2 separate regions of the Homo sapiens genome follow, and region 2 is linked to region 1. Evidence: read pairs that join two places in POLR2A ChIA-PET (ENCODE). Cell type or tissue: K562. All regions are shown on one strand. Links, peaks and the distances in the headings refer to the core of each region. The heading gives the core; the rest is flanking DNA.

Region 1 (5,184 bases), core at 185-5,184:
CTGGAGTGCAGTGGCACGATCTCTGCTCATTGCAAGCTCCGCCTCCTGGGTTCACGCCATTCTCCTGCCTTAGCCTCCTGAGTAGCTGCCACTACAGGCGCCCGCCACCACACCCCGGCTAATTTTTTGTATTTTTAGTAGAGATGGGGTTTCATCGCGTTAGCCAGGATGGTCTCCATCTCCTGACCTTGTGATTCGCCCACCTCGGCCTCCCAAAGTGCTGGGATTAACAGGCGCAAGCCACCATGCCTGGCCGATTTTTTTTTTTTTTGGACTGGATCTCGCTCACTGCAAACTCAAGTCTCCTGAGTGGCTGGGATTACAGATGTGTGCTACCACACCCGGTTAATTTTTTGTAGACAGGGTTTTGCCATGTTGGCCAGCATGGTCTCAAACTCAAGTGGTCTGTCCACCTCCTCCCCCTGCTGGAATTAGGCTTGACAATGCCTGTTTTCTCTTTCAAAGTGGTAATGTCAATCTAAGGCTTTTGTGATCGTCCACAGGTGACAATCTCCAATAGACTTGTGTCTTCACCTTGCTGCATTGTGACCAGCACCTACGGCTGGACAGCCAATATGGAGCGGATCATGAAAGCCCAGGCACTTCGGGACAACTCCACCATGGGCTATATGATGGCCAAAAAGCACCTGGAGATCAACCCTGACCACCCCATTGTGGAGACGCTGCGGCAGAAGGCTGAGGCCGACAAGAATGATAAGGCAGTTAAGGACCTGGTGGTGCTGCTGTTTGAAACCGCCCTGCTATCTTCTGGCTTTTCCCTTGAGGATCCCCAGACCCACTCCAACCGCATCTATCGCATGATCAAGCTAGGTCTAGGTAAGTAGCTTTGGTACTTGGTGTGGCAAGGAGTTTGTGCAACTCGTCTCCTCTATGGATTTGACTTAATGCTATTTGGTCAAGTCTCACATGGCTTAATTTTACTTCAGGTATTGATGAAGATGAAGTGGCAGCAGAGGAACCCAATGCTGCAGTTCCTGATGAGATCCCCCCTCTCGAGGGCGATGAGGATGCGTCTCGCATGGAAGAAGTCGATTAGGTTAGGAGTTCATAGTTGGAAAACTTGTGCCCTTGTATAGTGTCCCCATGGGCTCCCACTGCAGCCTCGAGTGCCCCTGTCCCACCTGGCTCCCCCTGCTGGTGTCTAGTGTTTTTTTCCCTCTCCTGTCCTTGTGTTGAAGGCAGTAAACTAAGGGTGTCAAGCCCCATTCCCTCTCTACTCTTGACAGCAGGATTGGATGTTGTGTATTGTGGTTTATTTTATTTTCTTCATTTTGTTCTGAAATTAAAGTATGCAAAATAAAGAATATGCCGTTTTTATACAGTTCTGCTTTCCCTTGTGAAGTGGATGTTATCCTTCCCTAGCTTCTTCATCCCTCCAGCTCTTGCTGTTTTCATGAGCACAGCAAGTTGAGCTGGTTTTGTAGTGAAAATAACAGAATACCAGTGAGTCTTAAGAGTTCACACACTGAAGCTAAAGGCAGTTTGGAAAAACTACCATATAATAATGCCCTTTCAGTCAACCAAAACACAGGACCAAGTCCACTGCAGTAATTTAATTTAATAAAATAAAATTATAAGAGCAAAAAGTTACATTTCTAAAGTACCAAAACCTGCAACAGGCTCATGGAACAGAGCCTAGGGATCCAGGAGCATAGGAGGTGGTGGTGCTGGGCAGGGCTCTGCATCCCCTTTCCTCAGCACAGCACCATCTTCACCCTCCTGGGAAAGCAGCATTGGAGCCTACACCGCTTGTGCTTTTCTCACCAGGGTAAGAAATGCAGGTATTTGCAGAGGGGAGTGAGTCTGGAAGGTGGCAGAGCACAGCTAGGGCAAGACTTAAGGGAACTTGTGGGAAGAGTAACTGGAACCTACCTATGCTCTCTTGACCCCAAACTCCCCAAAACCCCTCACTGAGGACTGTCTACCCCCGGGGCTCAGAATAAACTGCTTACTGGAAGATGGGTGACTTAAGGCAAAAGGGAAGGCTGCCTCCTGGGCTCCCCAATCCCCTGCTGCAGAGCTGGTCTGTGATACTGAGAAAACACCTGCATTTTGCCCTTTCAGCCAGCTCCCTCAGAGGTTACAGCAGAAGGGGATGGTGGGAGGGTCCTATTTCACTTCACCCCTCAGGCCCTTTCCACCCTCAAACCTTCTGCACAGGAGACTCAACAGGCACAGCCTTCTTTCCCCGTTGCTTTAGACGGCCCCGCGCGTAGACTCTGAGCAGGAGGGCAGCAAAGACCACAGCCACCCCCAGCCCTCCCACCACAGTGACAGTGTGGCCATAGAGAAGGCAGGAAAGAAGGATGGCAAAGGCCTGGCGGAGGGTCATGATGATGGTGAAGACGGCAGCCCCAAACTGCCCAATGGTGTAAAAGATGAAGAGCTGGCCACATGCGGAGCAGATGGAGAGTAGCAGGGCATGGGCAGCAAACTCACTGTGTCGCCCCATGAAGCGGGTTCCCTCCAGTAGGGCCCCCTGTTCTAGCAGTGAGCCCACTGTGAAGAGGCAGGAGAAGAAATTGACCCCAAACATCATCTGCACCGATGACATCTTATAGGCAAACAGGGCATCCTGCCAGTTTGAGGTGAAGCTGTCAAAAGCAATATAACCTGCCAGTAAGATGAGGCCTGAGAGTGTGGTGGCTGGGGAGCTGCGGGGCTCTGGTCCGCTGGATAGCAGAAACATGCTGACCCCAATGGAGATGAGGGTGGCTGTCAGGTACTCCCAGTGTTCGTAGCTGCGCCGAGACACAAGCTTTCCCATCAGCATGACAGGGATCACCTTAGAGGCCTTGGCCAGCACCTGGGTGGGGAAGCTGACGAACTTAAGAGCTTCGTATTGGCACCAGCTGCTAAGCACATTGGACAGGCTGGCAAAGGAGTACCGGTACATGGGTGCCCCATGCCGGGGCTGCTTGCAGAGAACACAGGAGAGGCCAGCCACAATCAGTGCCAGCACTCGGTTCATTAGCACCAGGAACTGCGAGTCCGTAAAGCGCTCACCCGGTGATGTGGCTGTGGCCCCATAGCTGCGGGTCATCACTCTTTCCTGCAGCACACCCCAAGTCAGATAAGACACCTGTTGGGGAAGGTAGAGACAAAGGAGACAATAAGCAAGATAATGAAAAGGTAGACAAAAATTGACCTCTCTCTCTTCAGGATTATGCCTAAGTGATTCAAAGGAAAATATACACTTTTTGGTTCCTCTGTAGAAGTTTCTTCTCCCCTCCTAAGTCTGGATTCACCTTGTAGGGAATCAACTGTGTGTGAAAAACCTATTCAGGGAGGCAAGAACTCTCAGAATTGGGTATCTGTAGTTCAACATGATATTCAAGGTGGAACTAGTACCCACTGCAAAATGCCATGGGGTCAGCATGTTAGCACTCTCTCACATGCAGTACTGGGGGAAGGCTGAATGGCTCCCCCACAATTTTATCAGTGGGTTTACAGTATGTGAGACACCAGTGCAGGAAGGAAGTATAATAACGGCACAGTAGAAATCACAGAGAATAGGGCAAGAGGAGTCCTCTCTTCTGCACTAGACATCTTGAAATAACAGCATGAACTTTCAGTACCAGTGCTGGAGAGGAGAAAAGGAAGAAACAAAAGGGCATTTCCCCCAAACACCTCAAAGATGGAGGTGCAGTGTGCCCCTGGGAGGAGGACACGAAACACACCAGCCAGCAAAGCTCTGGGACTGGTAAAATGGAAACCTTCACAGAATCCCTGCCCACCGGCATCCAACCCAGGAAGAGAGGCTGAGCCCACCTACCCACCTGGAGCCCTGTGGCACAGAAGAGCAGCTTCAGGGCCTGCCACATCGGGGTGGTCTCTGCCGCCTCTGTTCGGGGCGCCAGGGGAACCTCATCAGAGGCCTTGGGCTCATTGCCAAACACACAAGCTTTCACCAGGGGAAAGCAGAGGCCCCTACCTGAAGAAAGCACACAAAGTCAAGCCCCAAATCTTCTCCATAGCACTTCATCTTCCCCAGAGCAGCCAGCCTGCCCTGCTGTCCGGCCTACCGACCTCCCGCCCTCTCCAAGTCATATCCCGTTTGGACTGCTGGCCAAATACCCTCTTTCCCGACCTAGCTCACTTCCCCGCCCTTTCTTCACACACCGGTCTCCAGGTAGTTCTTCCGCCTGAAGTACTGCACCAGGAGGTAGCCAGGTACCATAAAGCTGGCATAGCCAGCAGCATTCACCACAAATCGGAAGAACCATAGCTGGGTCCATGACTCCGGAGGGGCTTCGGGAGTCTCCCCACCTGCCCCTAGGGAGGGGAACGCAGCCAGCACCACCACTGCCCACCATCTGTAAGGAAAGCGGACATAAGGATTAGGGCGCAGCTCCTCATCCCCTCCGCCCTCCAGAGGGGACCACACTGGAGTAGTGCCCGGAGTCTCCTCCCCGCCCCCTCCGCTGCAGCTCCGGCCCGGACAAAGAGCCTCTCTCTCTCTCTCTCTCTCGGGGAGGGGGTGCGCCGGCGCTGGCCAGGCAGAGCTTCCTCCCTCCCCGGGGGCGGATCCGCCCCTCTGGCCACACAGGTCTCCTCTGTTCCCTCCAACGCTAGCCGGCTGCTCAGGTCAGAGGAAGCGCCCCTTCCCCCACACTCCCCTCCACGATCCGGGACGTCAGGGTCCCCAGCCCCTCCGCCCGAAGCTCCCCAAGGAGCACAAAACCAAGCCGCAGCTCCCATCCCCGCTGGCTCCGGGCAGCGATATGCTGGCCGACGGCCGAGCAGCCGGGACCCCACCCGGCCCCCGTGCTGAGGCGCGGCAGTCACGTGGCCCGGGGGCTCGGTCACGTGAGCTCGCTGCTGCCCTAGCCCCCACCTGGCGTCCATGGTCCAGGCCGCGTGGGGTGGAGGGGGAACCGGGGAATGCGAGTCCCCGGGCCGCGCGCCCCCTGCGCTCCCGCCGCCGCCTCCAGGAGCGGCCAGCGAGCCAGCGGCCAGCGGAAGTGCCGCGCTCTTCCCGCCTCCCTCCCCGCGGCCCCCTCCGCCCCTGCCGCGACCACGCAGCGCCCCGGGCCGCCGCCGGACCACAGCGCCCCCGCGCGGCCCGGAGGCAGACGCGGCTTGGGTTCCGGGGACCTGGGCTGCCCCTGGGCGCGGGGAGCCCCAGCCCTGAAGAGGCGCCCGCCCGGCGTGTCCCCTGTG
Region 2 (5,498 bases), core at 1-5,000, 580 kb before region 1:
GTGGTGCTGCGCAGCCTGCTCTGGCCGGGCCTCACCTTCTACCATGCTCCCCGCACCAAGAACTATGGCTACGTCTACGTGGGCACTGGCGAGAAGAACATGGACTTGCCCTTCATGCTATAGAATGGGAGCCAGCCTGGATGTTTTTAAACAGAGTCTAAACATGATTTTCTTAAGCTTCAGTGAACTTGGCCTGCCTGTTCTGTCCTATCTTCTTAACTCCACCTCCGTCTGGTTCCAGATTCTGAAAGGCCCACTGAGCCAGGGAGCTCATTTCTAAACCAAGTGGCAGAGGGGTTGGAATGTGCTAATGAAAGAGATTCTAGACAACGATGGGTGGAAATGGCTGTGGGAGAAGGTGACAACCAGGGCCCCTTTGAGGAACGCAGTTTCTTGGATTCACACGAGAGCGGCAAGTGTGTCAGGCAGCCCACCTTGGCTCCCTGCAGCTCTCCCACAGTAAGGAGCTCACAGCTGTCATGAAGAGGATGGGACCTGTTTGGCCCATGAATTCAATTGACTCATTGGCCCCATCACAAGAGATCAGTGACTCAATGCTCAGCACCCAGCTGGCAATGTGCCCAGGACCCCCTGCACTTCCCAAGCAGTGAGCGCACACCCAATGGGTAAGCCCATGAACCCAGTTTATGACACTGCGTTGGGCAAAACTCCTGTCCCCAGCACTGAGCATGGCCTAAGCCCCATAGCAGCTGGCAAGGGACCCAACTGCCCTGCCTGCCTCTAGCTCCCAGCATTGCTACTGTGCAGGCCAAGGGTACTGAAGTTAGTCCCACTGTCCCCTGTCCATGCATGTTGGAGGGACCAGGCCATCGTGGTGGGGTGGGACAGGAGTATAGTTGTGGCCAAGGGCTTGTGAGTGGGCCTCCTACTCCCCAGCACAGGTGCAGGAGGAACTCTGGAAGCACTGCTCTCTGTCAGTGATACAGCTTCCAAGGTGTTCTTGAGTAGCAGACATTGTCCCTCAGAAGGGGTGACCCCACGGGCATGCGCACCCTGTTCCAGCGGGGGCCTTTTTTGTAGATGGGCTTGACGGAGCCAGGAGCCCAGCGCGTCAGGTACCTGTGGAGGGAGAACAAAGAGGTGCCTGTGAGGGCTGGGGGCCCAAGCTGGACGTGGGAGAGTGGAGCACTACCTCCTCAGGCCAGGCCACGGTTGGGCAAGCAAATCCTTTCACCAGTTTCCCTTTCCTGAAGTGCAGGGATTTTCCTGGGAGTAACTGCTGAGCGTCCTGTAAACAGATGGGCTGGGCTCTTGCTGCCGCAAGCCTGTGTGGCCAGGTTCAGGCAGCCCAGGGCCACAAGCTCCCTTGATCTTTGTAAATGTCAATGTTGGTGTGTGTTTGCTGAGGAAAAGGTGGCGAAGAGGCTGCCTGAAGAGCAGATCATTCCTCTCTGGCCTCAGCCATGGGGCGAGAAGAGCTGATGTAAGGCTCTGGAGGAACCCATTGCTCTTCCCCATTTGGCTCACTCAGCTACCCCAACCTTCAGGGAACTCCCCAGGGTACTATAACTGGTATAAGACCCCTGCCCCTCACCCAACCTGTGATGGGAATCAAGGGGTAAGGGCCCGTGGGCGCAGCCCTAGCCTAGGAAGGTTCCTGTAAATAGGAGGGGGGTGGGGAAAGATGGCTGCCGCCCATGGACCTTTGGCCTCCTTTGGGGATGGCCAGGGCCCTGATAGTTCCCAGAAAAGTGGCTCATGCCGGCTAGGATTGGGTTTTACTCTGTCCAGAATAAAACTTGGATCCTGTCCAGAAAGGCCCATCCTTCATTCTGAAAGCTCAGCCATGACAAAGGCCAGGAATCCTCCCCTGCCTCCATTCTAGGTTGGGGCTCAACCCAGCTGTCTCTAGAGACCATCAAAGAAAAAGCTTTTTTATTTAAAAACTCAATAACCTTAGCTAAAAACTCTTAGATAAAAGAAGTGAAAAAATGATTGCTGATTTATGCAGTTCAACTGAGCTCCGCTGGACCTTGGTCTTCTGCTGCCAGCCCTGTGTTGACAGAAGCTGCGGGAGTTGCTGGCCTGCACTCCAAGTGTGTGCTGGGCAGGGATGGGAGGGCCTTCCATGTGTCTCCTGGAATTGTCACTGCCCTGGCCAGGATGATGACTGTGAAGGAGGCTAGTTATAGGGACTGCTTTTTTTTTTTTTTTTTTTGAGGCGAAGTCTTGCTCTGTTGCCCAAGCTGGAGTGCAGTGGCGCGATCTCGGCTCACTGCAACTTCCGCCTCCTGGGTTTAAGCAATTCTCCTGCCTCAGCCTCTGGAGTAGCTTGGATTACAGGCACCCGCCACAATGCATGGCTAATTTTTGTATTTTTAGTAGAGACGTGGTTTCCTCATGTTGGCCAGGCTGGTCTTGAACTCCTGACCTCAAGTGATCCGCCCGCCTCGGCCTCCCAAATTGCTGGGATTACAGGTGTGAGGGGACTGCTTTTTCTATGGTCGGTGGTTCTAGGTGACAGAAGAGTAAGGTAAAGGGAGGGGACCAGGGATGGCCCCTTTGCTGGCCTCTCCCAGGCTTCAGAGGGGTACATGAAGAGATGGGGTATGGGAGCAGGCTCCCCAGAAGGGTGCTCATTGAGATTTGGGGATGCAGAGGAAAAGCTGGAAAGGTTCTCCAGAGCTACTGCCCTAAAGCTGTTCTTTCTCCCATGCCTTGGAGAGGGAAGCTGGGCTTTAGCTGGCCTTGGGCCTGATGCCTGCGCCACACGGAGCGGCCAGCTGGCAGGGGGTGGGCCGGGTGGCCTCCAGCCAGCTCTTTGGGAACACCCCAGCTCTAGCAAGAACCAAGTCTCTTTCCTAAACCAGCCCCTTCCTACCTCTCCTGAAGGGGCAGCAGGAGGAGCGACACAGCAGCAGACAAAGCATGGCTCCGCCAGGCCCCAGCGGAGCCTGGGCCCATGCATGGCAGCATTAAACGAGACTCCCCTGCAAGGGAATCCATTTCCTTCGTAGCCTGAACTCCCCCTCCCGCTCAGCGTGGCCTTTTGCAACCGACTAGCCCCCACACATCATCAATCCTGTGTCACGTTAAAGGATGCCGGATGTATGGGAGGGCGCCTGGCCTAGCTTCAAAGGCCTGAGGCAGGATGGATTGTGTCCTCAGGCCTGCTGCTGTCTCTTAAAAAGCCAGAGGGGGTGGGCTCAACCCCCAAATGGTCCATAGCATAGTTAGGGGACATAGGAAGAGGTTAGCATGTCCTGCTCCCCAAGAGCTGCTGGCAGATGGCTGAGCTAGCAATGTGGGGGGCACAGGTAGAGATGGGCACACAGCCAGGGTGCTGGCATGGTGTTGGTAAAGGTCCAGCTCTGACTTAGCCCCCAGGGACAGAGAGGCAGGGTACCAGGAAGAAGCCCTGCATTCCCACATCCCACACCCCCTACCCTCCATGCCTGAGTTCTGGTGGGGATCAGCCTAGGAGGTCTGCTGGGGGCTGAGGTGTTTGCTTTGCGTCAGTCATCTTTGATACCTTACAGAGAGCAATTCTATTAAAAAAGGACAAAAACTGCAATTACTTCCGCACCAACCTAATATGTTCCTCATTCCAGTCTGGGAACCACCAGCTGGACAGGAGGAAAGGGCCATTGGTAGGGAGAAGAACCCCCTCAAATCAATTCTACAGACCTGGCTCTACTCTCAACAAGGGGATACTAGAGATCTAAGACTATGTGAGTGTGCTGATGCCAGAGAGGAGGGAAGAAGGGAACTTGCAATGGGACAGCTGCTTGAATGTTAGACAAGAATCTGCTTCCACTCTACAGGGTCCTGCTTAGACTAGAAGGCAGACAAAGTGATTCCAAGGTCTGCAGGCCATCCTCTCCTTCTCTGTATGAACTCTGGGCCTCCTAGGCTGCCACATGGCGCTGTGTAGGTTGTTAACTACAACTCTGGGGAGCACTATTTGTGACCTAGTCTACATGGATGTTGCCCTGAAGTTGTCCAGTGTGCGACCTGCACAGCTGTATTCAGTGGCACTAACCCAGGAGGCCCTCCCATTTCTAAGGCCTTCTGTCCTCTAATAACCCCAGCGCTGGAGAGAGCTAGGATACTGAAAATTTGTAGTACTGACATCCCCATAGCCACCCAGTGTGATGTCATAGATGGGGGATTAGCACATTCTAATGCCCAATCAGCAGGCCTCTACCCTCCTTGCGCCTTTGCTAAGGGCCCTACAGGGGAGGAAAGAGGCTGAGGTTGGCAAAGAAGGCAACAGAAGAAGCGAAGACTGCAGCAGGGGTGGACTGATGGGGGTGGATGCTTAAGCTGGCAGGGAATGGAACAGACAGCCAAGGTGCACCCTAGTTTTCCTGAGCGCAGAACGCTCAGGTTGTTCACACCCAGGCTTGCTTACCGGTTGAGTTGGGGTTTGCTCTTCGGAACAACTCCTTCAGGAAGCCGAGGCCTGTGATTTGGTAATAGACCTGAGTGGCGGGGAAGAGGGGATAGTCTTTGCAGCTCCCTCTGCAGCTCTGAGGGGGCCAGAGGGAAAGCCCAAGGGAGCGGGAAGGTTGGCATTGGGTGGTGAGTATAATTAACACTCCGGATATCCACTTTTCTTCCAGGAGGGGCTGAAACATGGGGCAGCTGGGTGGGGAGAGAGTGCCTGCAGCCCTCTGCCCCTCTTGGTCCCCAGGGCCTTCTACCTGCTCGGTGGGCCATCTTCACACACTCCTCGATCTTGCGGTGTTCTTCCTGGCATAGGCCTGTGATCTTTCGGGGCAGCATGCCTCCATGAGGCCGGATGAACTGGCTAAGCAGCAGAACATCCTAGTGGAAACCGAAAATAGGGGATGAGGGTCAGCTGGGCTTGCTTTTGATGCCGGGAAGCTAGGGCTTCATGGTCTACAGGGGAGGCTGATATCTCCTGGGAACCTAGCTGAGATCACTTCCTCCACACAGAGCTTTGCACATGGGTCTGCTACCTTCACCCAACAAAGGTTAATCCCAACTTAGTAAGATTTTCTGTACCCCATTATCAACCCCAAGAGCTCCCAGCTTCTCTATGAGATTTTTTTTTTTTTGAGGCAAGGGCTCACTCTGTTGCCCAGGCTGGAGTGCAGTGGCGCAATCTCGGGTCACTGCAATCTCTGCCTCCCAATCTCTTGCTCAAGTGATCCTCCCACCTCAGCCTCCTGAGTAGCTGGGACTATAGGTGCGTGCCACCATGCCTGGCTAATTTTTGTAGAGATGGGGTCTCGCTATGTTGCCCAGGTTGGTCTTGAACTCCTGGGCTCAAGCAATCTGCCTGCCTCGGCCTCCCAGAGTTCTGGGATTGCAGGTGTGCGCCCCTACACCCAGCCTCCTGAGATCATCTTCTGATAGACTAGGTTAGAGAACAGAAACTCTTCAAGAAGGGTCACCAATCTTTTATGTACCTGAAGCATCTTTCTTGGACAAAATGTCTGCTCAGATAGGGTTAGGAGACATGCCATATGTTTCCACACAAGAGGAAAAACCTGTAACATTTTAGACCT

Evidence for each region. Peaks named below come from ENCODE experiments on the same cell type or tissue, not always from the same donor. Only the 100,000 strongest peaks of a DNase experiment are listed, where the experiment ranks them.
Region 2: POLR2A ChIA-PET joins it to region 1 with 6 read pairs; 3 of 35 experiments call an interaction of 5 or more read pairs at or near these places.

Annotation. Positions count from the first base shown.
Region 1 is chr6:44,252,542-44,257,725 of GRCh38, forward strand. HSP90AB1 (heat shock protein 90 alpha family class B member 1) reads left to right here. Exons shown (of 12, transcript NM_007355.4): 11 at 504-837; 12 at 948-1,342. The coding sequence ends at 1,057. It overlaps SLC35B2 (solute carrier family 35 member B2), which reads right to left and starts at 4,987. Exons shown (of 4, transcript NM_178148.4): 1 at 4,859-4,987; 2 at 4,144-4,337; 3 at 3,801-3,955; 4 at 1,560-3,103. The coding sequence starts at 4,869. The coding sequence ends at 2,165. It overlaps MIR4647 (microRNA 4647), which reads right to left and starts at 1,744; the gene lies at 1,665-1,744. RefSeq lists enhancers at 2,431-3,146, 4,576-5,184 and a silencer at 4,666-5,184. In K562, for the core only: CTCF peaks have their summits at 417 (motif pointing left), 1,155 (motif pointing left) and 5,118 (motif pointing left); DNase peaks (open chromatin) are centred at 2,980, 4,520, 4,840, 4,970 and 6 weaker places; H3K4me3 peaks cover 1,810 bases.
Region 2 is chr6:43,670,827-43,676,324 of GRCh38, forward strand. RSPH9 (radial spoke head component 9) reads left to right here. Exons shown (of 5, transcript NM_152732.5): 5 at 1-1,774. The coding sequence ends at 123. It overlaps MRPS18A (mitochondrial ribosomal protein S18A), which reads right to left. Exons shown (of 6, transcript NM_018135.4): 4 at 4,668-4,791; 5 at 4,376-4,445; 6 at 376-1,080. The coding sequence ends at 936. Among named protein-coding and RNA genes, the nearest start is that of MRPS18A, 14 kb to the right of the region's middle. RefSeq lists an enhancer at 667-1,299. In K562, for the core only: no CTCF peak of the experiment used is centred there; no DNase peak of the experiment used is centred there.